4 separate regions of the Mus musculus genome follow, and regions 1, 3 and 4 are each linked to region 2. The links are chromatin loops, found by intact Hi-C in ENCODE. Cell type or tissue: left cerebral cortex. All regions are shown on one strand.

What was found. Hi-C counts contacts between places; a loop is a spot of excess contacts. Peaks named below come from ENCODE experiments on the same cell type or tissue, not always from the same donor. Only the 100,000 strongest peaks of a DNase experiment are listed, where the experiment ranks them.
Region 1: it touches region 2 in a loop (1.9-fold over the local background); 3 of 42 quality-filtered maps call a loop at or near these places.
Region 3: it touches region 2 in a loop (1.9-fold over the local background); 2 of 42 quality-filtered maps call a loop at or near these places.
Region 4: it touches region 2 in a loop (2.4-fold over the local background); 3 of 42 quality-filtered maps call a loop at or near these places.

The regions. Positions count from the first base shown.
Region 1 is chr16:14,073,216-14,075,715 of GRCm38, forward strand. The region is part of intron 2 of Bmerb1 (bMERB domain containing 1); the gene reads left to right. Among named protein-coding and RNA genes, the nearest start is that of Marf1, 85 kb to the right of the region's middle. In left cerebral cortex, no CTCF peak of the experiment used is centred here; a DNase peak (open chromatin) is centred at 1,138.
Region 2 is chr16:13,985,200-13,987,699 of GRCm38, forward strand. It overlaps Ifitm7 (interferon induced transmembrane protein 7), which reads right to left and starts at 1,668. Exons shown (of 3, transcript NM_001270718.1): 1 at 1,431-1,668. It overlaps Bmerb1 (bMERB domain containing 1), which reads left to right and starts at 1,438. Exons shown (of 6, transcript NM_144518.3): 1 at 1,438-1,694. The coding sequence starts at 1,592. In left cerebral cortex, no CTCF peak of the experiment used is centred here; DNase peaks (open chromatin) are centred at 1,412, 1,817, 1,971 and 2,495; H3K4me3 peaks cover 1,443 bases; H3K27ac peaks cover 1,444 bases.
Region 3 is chr16:14,065,583-14,068,082 of GRCm38, forward strand. All of the region lies in intron 2 of Bmerb1 (bMERB domain containing 1), which reads left to right. It also overlaps the pseudogene Gm15808. Among named protein-coding and RNA genes, the nearest start is that of Ifitm7, 80 kb to the left of the region's middle. In left cerebral cortex, no CTCF peak of the experiment used is centred here; a DNase peak (open chromatin) is centred at 1,368.
Region 4 is chr16:14,086,203-14,088,702 of GRCm38, forward strand. The region is part of intron 2 of Bmerb1 (bMERB domain containing 1); the gene reads left to right. Among named protein-coding and RNA genes, the nearest start is that of Marf1, 72 kb to the right of the region's middle. In left cerebral cortex, no CTCF peak of the experiment used is centred here; no DNase peak of the experiment used is centred here.

The sequences.
Region 1 (2,500 bases), 88 kb after region 2:
TCTCAAAGAATTAAAACAAAACAAAATAAAACAAAATGTCATCAAAGCAATTTTACATCTGTTAGTGCAACAACTCTAATGAAACTTGCAGGAGGTGACTGGAAATAGCCAACAGCTTCAGAGAGGGACCCTCTGTGCTTTGGTAGAGGCAGACTCCAGACTCTGTAGCTAGAGTGGCCCAGTTTACCAGTTTTTCAGGAGTAGGTGGGAGGGGACAGAAGATCTGGTATCTTGCAGTTGAGACTCTTTTTCATCCCTGACCATTCTCAGACCAAGCCCACAATGTTATTTAACTTGGGATTTGTGTAATTACAAATAAAATTTTAAAAATAGTATGGCTCTCTACCAAGTGTGTCATATACAAGGTAGAGCTGGATCTGGCTATCTGGCTGGCAATCTCAGCACGTGAAAGATAGAGGAAGGAGAATCAGGAGTTCAAGGCCAGCCTCAGCTACATAAGGAGTTGGAGGCCAGCCTGGAATACATTAATTTCCACCCCCTCTAAATCCTTATACAAAACTGGGAGAAATATTTTATTGCCTATGTCAAGAACATTTTTCAAACACTGAAGAGGTTTTGAGGGATGATAGAAAATATGGGATATTTTCCAAAATTTTTTTAATCCTGCCAAGAAAACCCCTGGCTTGTTTGCTTGTTTGTTTGTTTGGTTTGGGTTTTGTGATACAGGGTCTCTCTATGTAGTTCTTGCTATTCTGGAACTCACTGTGTAGACCTGATTAGCCTCAAACTCACAGAGCTATGCCTGGGTGGATCACTACACCTGGCCTAATTCCCGAGTCTTTTAAAAGGCCCATGACAACAAAAATGGAACAAAGACAAGAAGAAGATATCTGGGTACACATGCACACAGTGTTATAGTAGCAATTGTCCCTGAATTGTCTCTAGAATCTTGCCAGCTCTATGATCTTGGTTGACTTAACCTCTCTAAGACTGCTAGAGAGAATGAGAATACATGCCCTACAAGCAGAGAGCATTCGCCAGACATGGGACCAGATTTAGGCTGGCAAGACATTGTCAACTATGTGTTATCTTTTGTTGGTGTTAGTGTGAGAGTTGGGTGGATTTTAGGAGTGGGGATGGAGGATGTGGGAGACAAGACAGGGAACAGGTGATGGACCATGGAAGGCATGGGAAGAGGCAGCAACCTCAGGAGCTCATTGACAGAATGCAAAACTGCACTACTTAAACTACCAGTGGTTAACTGTGTTTCTCCCGGAGTGACTCACTGCCTTTGATAGGTGTTATTATCCTCCTGGTGTCTCTCTCATAGGATTTGGAATTTTCCCTTTGCATTGTTTCAGTGGAATCCAGGACTGTGTGTTCTTCCCACCTACCAGCTTTCCTGTTTTCTTTAAAAAAAAAAAAATCACATATTGACTGAGATGTGCCATGCAGGAAACAAAGAAGTTGAATCCCTCTAAGGAGGTTACAGTCTGAAGAAACACAAAACTGAAGGGGGAGGAACTGAACTAGCCTGGGAGCATAGAGAAGGTTCCAGAAGGAGCACTGGAATGTCTTGAAGGCTGCATAGGAATTAATTTGAGAGGCAAAAGTGCTATGACTTAGGAAAGGTTTGGTCAAAGATTGGGAAGATATGGGGTCATAGCTCATGGCTTATAGAATCTATGAGAGTGGCCAGAACCCAAGCACTCTAACTAAAGGTGAGGCCAAAAAAAAAAAAAAGCCAGAGAATGGAGGGGTTCTGCTGAGGCCAGTGTGATGATAGTGGTCTCCAAAGAAAGGAGTGGCCCATGAAATTAAAAATATTCAAGTTTTTCAAAACTATCCAGATAAGAGCTGAGTTGGTTGCGTATCTCAATGGGAGAACATTTCTTTAGTTTGAGCAAAGCCCTGGATTTCATCTCTAGCATCACACATGTACACATACATTCATATACATATATTATTATTATTATTATTGTTATTAGTAGTAGTAATAGTAGTAATAGTAGTAACAATAGTAGTAGTAGTAGTAGTAGTAGTAGTAATAGTACAGACTTATAATTAATTAATACAAACTCACCATTAAAAATGAAAATAAACAGTACAGAGAAGGGGCAGGGGAATGGCTTGGTCATCAGAGTGCTTGCCATGTAAGTGTGAAGACCTGAGTTTATTGCAGGTCTATAATCCCAATACTGGGAAGGTGTGGAGAGGAGCCGGATGCAGCATTGCTGGTCTGTAATCCCAGTGCTGGGGGAGGTGTGTAGACAAGTGCATTCAGGGAATTTCTTCCAGCCAATCTAACCCAATCAATGAGCTCCATGTTCAGTGAGAGACCCTTTCTCAAAAACTAGGGTCATTCCTCCTCCTCCCTTGGGCCAGGGAACATCTCAGAAGAGGCGGTGGAAAGAGTGTAAGTGTTGGAGGGTTGGGAGGAGTGCTATGACATGCTAGCTTCCAGACATGACATGACTGTTGAACTTGCTATAGCTCTGGTGAGTTCTTACCTACACACGAGCAAACCAACAAGGTCAGT
Region 2 (2,500 bases):
GCAGTTTGGAGATACGGTAAGTGATCTCTCTGTACCTCAGTTCTATCTTCTGTAAAGCAGACAGGAATGGAGTGTGAGGTTTCACAGAGACATTGGGAAATGGTCTATGTTTAGCAGTAATTCAAAAAGTAGTATTAACTTTTATCAATAGCTGCTGATAACACTTCATTCGTTCATTCATTCATTCATTCATGGTTTTGTGTAACCTAGGCTGCTATACAAACACCCTACATATCCAAGGATGAATTTGAATTTCAGATCCTCTTGCCTCTTCTTGTGTGCTAGAATCACATGCCTGGTTCATGTAGTTCTAGGGATAGGACCCAAAGGCTTTGTGCATATTATGCAAGTATTCTGCCAACTGAGCTGCATTCTCATCCCTTAACTTTATATTAAAACCAAAAAGTGTGCATGTGTAAGCCAGAAGTTGGTATAAGGTGTCTTGGGGCAAGCAAGCCCTGGGGTTCCTCCTGCCTTCACTCCTAGCATTGGGACTAGAGCTGTATCTGCTCTTTTTTTGTTTGTTTGTTTTTTGGGTTTTTTTTTGTTGTTGTTGTTTTTGGTTTTTCGAGACAGGGTTTCTCTGTATAGCCCTGGCTGTCCTGGAGCTCACTTTGTAGACCAGGCTGGCCTCGAACTCAGAAATCCGCCTGCCTCTGCCTCCTGAGTGCTGGGATTAAAGGCGCATGCCACCACGCCCGGCTGTATCTGCTCTTTTAATGCCTGCTCTGTCCTGTAGATCAGACTTGGACCCTCATGCTTAGGCTGTGAATGTTATACCAATTGAGCTCTGTTGCCAGTCCTGACACTGGTTTTTTTTTTTTTTTTTTTTTTTTATTGCTGTTATGTTTGGTCACAATTATTTTCCAGGTTTGTAAAGATCAGTGTTCTGAACAGCTTTGTTGGCCTTATATACAAAATATTTGCTTCTCTTGTTCCTTTCCATACAAATGCACAGGATTGACACAGGTGTACATACACACACACACACACACACACACACACACACACACACACACACACACACACGTAGCTGCTGTCCCCCTTTTATATTCAAAACATGCACATAACTGCAAACAACAGAATCTGAAAGCAGCGGTCCATACTTGGGCTTGTCTACAAAGAAGGATCATCACATCTACAGATACTGTTCTGGCTCACCAATCACGCTTGAAACCTACCAGCCCTCTAACAGATCCCCAGTCACCCACAATGCTAGATCCATCCACAGAAAGCCTATCTACTGGTTTCAGTGTGGGCAGGTGCCTTATTCTTGTTTCATTTGGGGGTGATTTTATTTTAGTTGTTTTTGTTTTTGTTGTTCTAGAGAGTTTATCATCTGTCCCTCTTTCTCCCTACCCAGCCCCCAAACCTCCCCCCTCCAGCTTCCATTGCGCATGTGTTATGCATCCCTCCCCCATCCTGGGTACCAGTTGGGAGCTTTCAGGTGCTGGAGATTGAAGAGATGGAGCAGCTTCCTCAGCAACGCCGGGCCCATTAAAACACTGCCGATCTGAGCTGCCTTCCTCCCCGCAGCCTTCAGCAGGGATGGAGTGAACCAGACCCCTGGACCTGCCCGCGGGGAACAGCAATGGAGTTAAAGCAATCTCTGTCTGTTCATCTGGAAGCCGAGAAGCCTCTCAGGCGTTATGGGGCGGTGGAGGAGACAGCATGGAAAGCGGAGGGACTGGGAAGTGAGTGTTCGGGCAGGGAACGGGTGGGGACAGTTGGGGACTCGCGTGCTGAACTGGGGCCCCCTAGAGCAGACCGGAACGCAGGCTGGCAGACGGGAAGCGCCCCCGCAGCTGGGCTTCCAGTGTTGCACAACAGCAGTTTGTAGGTTCTCCCTACAAACAAAAGAGGGGACCCTCCAGGGCTGGGCTGTACTGGGAGGCTCCTCTGGAAATCGCGAGGCAGCTAAGCTAGGAGTCCAGCTGTACTGGACTAAGGAGTCCGAGATCCGGCAGCCGGAGGCAGCTTTTGCGAAGGACCGTCTTTCCTGCATCCCAGGAGGAGGAACGCTAGAGTGTTAGGATGCTTGAGGGCGCAGGAGCCAAGGGCAGCTTTGAAAGCCCCACATACAGAAATGGGGGAGTGTCTGTGTGCTCTTTCAGCCTTGAGGTTCAGAGCATAGCTGAAATTCCAGCATTGTCCCACCTCCTCTTGGGTCAGAGGAGAGATGAAAGAGCAGGCAAAGGGCAAGGTTAGCGCTGTGCAACCCCCCTCCCCCACTCTGTTAGCTCTTGACTCAATGATACGATTTGGTTTGGTTCAGCTCTTGAAAGCGGTTTTGAAGCAGACCTCTGTACTTACTGGCTCTCTCTTTGGTGTTTTGGTATCAACAAACATCTGTAAATGAATCCAAGACTTTTGCTTTCAATTTGTTGGACACAATACTTGAAACTCTGCAAACAGTGGAGGCTATCTGGAAAGTCTAAGGTCATTGATGTCCCTGACTCTAGGAGCTTCCAAATGTCCTCCACTCTGCCTCCTGTTCTGG
Region 3 (2,500 bases), 80 kb after region 2:
CAATCTCCCTCCAATGCCATAGTTCTTTACATTTGGCACATTGGTTTCTCTTGCCCTTTATCAATGGCCTGTTGCCTTTGAAATCTGAACCTGGGAATGGACCCTCTAGTTTCTGGAAGGCAGCCACCATAGCTCAAGCCATGTTTCATCTGCCAATCATCTGGGGTGTCCCAGTTATTAAAGACTTGGGTTGAAACCTCAATCAATTTAAACAGGTTTTTCCCCTTCAAAGCCCCTATCTCTGAAGGTTTTATATATATATTAGGGGCAGACTGGGCCACAAAGGCAATATTTGTGGCCCTCCTGTTTCCTTCTGTTTTGGGATCTATGGAGCTGTAAGTCCAATAGGCTTCCAGGAGGCATTCCAGGGAGATTGCAGGCCAAGAGAGATTCCTTGCGTCCCAAAGTAACCTGGCTAACTTCTGACAAATTTGTAGGCCAGCTGGAAGCCACTTAGAAACATCCCAAGAGAGTCTGGTGAAAGATCTCAAAGGACTCTTACCTGCTGCTGTGTTAGGGTCCCCATCTGGGTGCTTGAATGGCAAAACCTTCTCAGTGGTCTCAGAATTTGTTAAGTAACTAATTCCCTGGCTTCCTCAGTGTGTTTTCATTTCTCTGAGGTAAAGAGGTCTGCAGGAGTTGTTGACAATCATCCCAAGTTGATAGATAGGAATAGAAAATAGTCTCCGGGAGAGAAATTAAATCCTGGGTTTCTCTGAGAAAGAAATGTTGTGATTCTTCCAGTTATAGAAGTTACTGGTCAAAGATGAGGTATAGATCATGAAAGGGGCCACCCTTTGGCCCCATCTTGGGGGCCCATGGAAGAGGTTTGACAAAGAGGTAAGGTGGGGACTCTCCTAGAAGTAGATGCTCCCTCTTCAAGGTTTCCTTGATATCTAACCTGGTATGAGGGGGACTTAGAAAGGGGTTATAGGTGAAGATGGATAAGGGGTGAGGGGATGCAGGAAAACATCCATAGGTAGCACGAAAGTCAGGCAGGGGTGGAGGGGGTAGGTAGGAAGTATTGTGAGACCCCCGAAACTGGGGAGACCTCCGCTCAAGTCCAGGGATGAGCTGGCTGGTACCTCAATAACTCAAGAAAACCACACCTGATGCAAACTGCAAGAGGCTTTATTGTCAGCTAGCTGAGGACAGGGCAGGGGAGTTCAACTCCAAGCAGTAACAGCAGGGGGCTTTTAACAGTAGCTGAGGAATTGGGAGGAGTTTGGCTACAGCTCTTCTCTGTGGAATCTATCTCCATGTCCTTGGTACAGGGAGCCAAACAAGCGCCTGGCTAGGTCTCCCCACAATCATCGCATCTCTGTCTGTAAGGCACAGAAACAAAAAGGCTTTTTGCTGGCTATAGAGAACAAAGAGCTTCTTTCTGGCTGTATTTTTAGAGATCAGGGGAAACACGCTTGGGAAACATCCAGGGGCTTTACCTTTCAGGGAGAAACGCTTTAAGTCGGGGTCTCACAGATGACCCTGTCCATGACTGGGAGAACAGGAATTTCCTTATCATCCCTCTGAGACTTGGGTCTGAGGAGAAGGACTCAAGGGGTGCCAATGGAATGCAGCAAGATGGCTTTGAGCCATTTAAGTGGCTCTTCCACAAGGTATCACCAAGTCACAATATAGGGGGTTTGGTTGGGATGTCCTTGTCATCTAAAGATGATTGCCTATGTGGAGTAAATCACAGTTAAATTGAAAGTGCCCAGGACCCCAGAGAGCACTGAGACGGCTGCTGCAGGCCTAGTTGCCATCACACCTGGGAGGAGCCTCAGCTGTTGCTGCAGGCCCCAGTTACCATCTCAGCAACCATGAGCAGCTAGGCCAAGACCCACCAGCCACCTGCCGTCCCTGCCACCGCCCTCAGCACCACCGACACCAAGCCCAGCTCCGCGCGGGTAGTGGCGGCCCGGTGGTGCCTGCCAGCAGGGGCAAGAAGGTCATCGCAACGAAGGTTTTGGGAACAGTAAAATGGTTCAATGTAAAGAACAGATACAGTTTCATCAACAGGAATGACACCAAGGAAGACGAATTTGTACACCAGACTGCCATAAAGAAGAATATCCCTAGGAAGTACCTTCGCAGTGTAGGAGATGGAGAGACTGTGGAGTTTGATGTGGTTGAAGGAATAAAAGATGCGGAGGCAGCAAATGTTACAGGCCCTGGTGGAGTTCCAGTTCAAGGCAGTAAATACGCAGCAGACCGTAACCATTATAGATGTTATCCATGTCAGAGGGCCCTCCACGCAATTGCCAGGAAAATTACCAGAATAATGAAAATGGGAAAAAGAATGCAGGCAAAGGTTTCCACCTTACTACATGTGGAGACCCTATGCGCAGCAACCACAGTATTCCAACCCCACTGTGCAAGGAGAAGTGATGGAGGGTGCAGACAGCCAAGGTGCCAGAGAGCAAGGTGAGACAGAATCTGTATCGGGGTTACAGACCGCGATTCCACAGGGACCCTCCTCGCCAAAGATAACCTAGAGAGG
Region 4 (2,500 bases), 100 kb after region 2:
AGGCAGAGGCAGGCAGATTTCTGAGTTCGAGACCAGCCTGGTCTACAAAGTGAGTTCCAGGACAGCCAGGGCTATACAGAGAAACCCTGTCTCGAAAAACCAAAAATAAATAAATAAATAAATAAATAAATAAATAATGATAATAAGATAAAGCATTTATAGACTTTTACTTATTTAAAAAATAATAATAATTCCAGTGCTTGAGAGAAAAAGGCAGGAAGATCTCTAAGTTTGGGGCCAGCCTGGTCTACATAGTGAGTTCCAGGATAGAGTTACATAGCAAGACTCTTTCTCACAAAAAATAAACATATAAGACTAAAATTTTAAAGTTATGTTGTGTGTCTGTGCATGCACTTATTAATGTGAGTGCAGGCACCCATGGAGGTGAGAAAAGGATGTCATATCCCATGGAGCTGAAGTTATAGGTGTTTGTAAGCCACCTAATTCAGGTTTGGGACCCAAGGTTTAATCCCCTGGAAGATTAGTACATGCTATTATCCAGTGAGCCATCTCTCCAGCTCTGCCCCTGGGCCCACCCTTTTAACTTTTTGTCATTATATCCTAAGTGAGAGGATAATTCCTGATTATATAATATCTAGGCTGTGTTGACTGTATTGGGCATCATAAGTTATCTAGAGGTGACTTAAATACCTAGGAGTATGTATAGAGATTATATGCAGACATTAGGCTGTCTTATTTTCAAGACTTGGGCATGTGTGGATTTTGGTGTTCAGGAGCAAGAGGAGATCCTGGGACGTTTCTACATATGTGAGCATGTGGTTATCTATCTGTACTGACAAAAGGTCAACTTCATGCTGCCTGAGCCTTGTTGGTAGTGACTTCTCAGAGCTTAGGCCTGAGGCCAGCACAGCAGACGCTCAGTGAAGATGCAGGTGTGAATATACACATTTTGAAACTGTATATACTTTGGGAACTGCCTTGAAGATGCCTCAGCTATCGTTGACCTGTTAAGCCATTTTTACTCAGTGTGATTCTGCTTCTCAGAATCTTCCCACATTAAAAAAAATTCTTGCATAAATCTATGTTAACCCCGTGGAGACCCAGGTAGCACAGATAACCTAAAAATCCACCTAGATGATCAATGAGCACACCCTAGAAATCTGCAGGGGAAGTTCCTGGTAGCCACTGAAAATAATTTTTATGAGAATGACAAATTGACTTTAAAACAAATTGTTCTTGAGACATGGTCTCATCTGACCCAGACTGACCTCGAACTCGGATCCTCTTGCCTCAACATCCCAGTTCTGAGATTACATGCGTGTTCACAAACACCCCCATTTTATGTTGTTCTGAGGATCAAACCCAGGGCTTTGTGCATGTTAGGAGAGCATGCTATCAACTGAACTAAAATCTTAGGCCAGGATTAATTTTTTCTTTTTGTAACACACACCTTACTACAATACATTGCAGAATTGTAGGAAAGCCCTTGAATAGGCCCTGGAAGGGGTTTGTGAATTCCTATTGAAATGTAAATGTTTATATTGCTTCTATGTCTAGGAATTTGTCACAGAAAACCTAGTATGAGGAGTATATCAATATAGCAGGATGCTGGGCAGCCACAAAAATCAGTTGACTTGAATGCACTAACAGGGAATCATCTTCAAGACATATTCTGAAGTAGAATTATATATCATTATAAACTAAAAGGCATAAATAGTAAAAAGAACAAATTGTGAAAATATTTTGTAACAATGTCACATGATATTTATAACCGGCGTACTTTTAAACCTGCAAGAATGGACACTACACTGGGGGCGTTAGTATTATGACTCTGTCTGTGTCTGGAGGCTTCAGAACCTGGACGTGGATGATTCTGTCCACAAGCCTCAGGCCCTAGGTATCAATGGTACAAAATCCAGAATCTAAGAGGTGAAAATTTTGGAGTTATGCCTAAGAGCAGAGGGAGGGAGACAAAGAAAAAGAGAGAGAGATTGAGAGAAAGACAGAGATAGACAAATAGCAATGGAGAGAGTGTACAACCCCTAATTTCTCCTTTTGACAGACACATAGCAACAGAGCAAGTATATGTACAACCTTAACTTCCTCCTTTGCATCCTCTTTCCTGTCCTCACCTACAGATGACTAGTTCTGCTACAGAGGGCAGGACTTCTCACCTAGACAGTTCAGCAGCTCATAAGCCAATCTCTGCAAACGTCATCACAGACTCTTGTGGTTTAAATGTAACTACCCCGAATGCCAGGCTTCTGTGGTTAACATGTAGACACAGAGAGCTGTGACAGGCTTCTGTGGTTAGCATGTAGACACAGAGAGCTCTGACAGGCTTCTGTGGTTAGCATGTAGACACAGAGAGCTGTGACACTGTTGTGGGAGGTTATAATGTGATTTTGGGGATGTGGGGCCTAGCTAGCTGTTGGGGCAGGACTCAAGGGTTCTACGTGCCAGGTTCCTGCCCAAGCACTCTGTTTCTGGGTCTGGACTGTGTAAAAACACCTGCCAGACTCCCATAGCTACAGAGCTG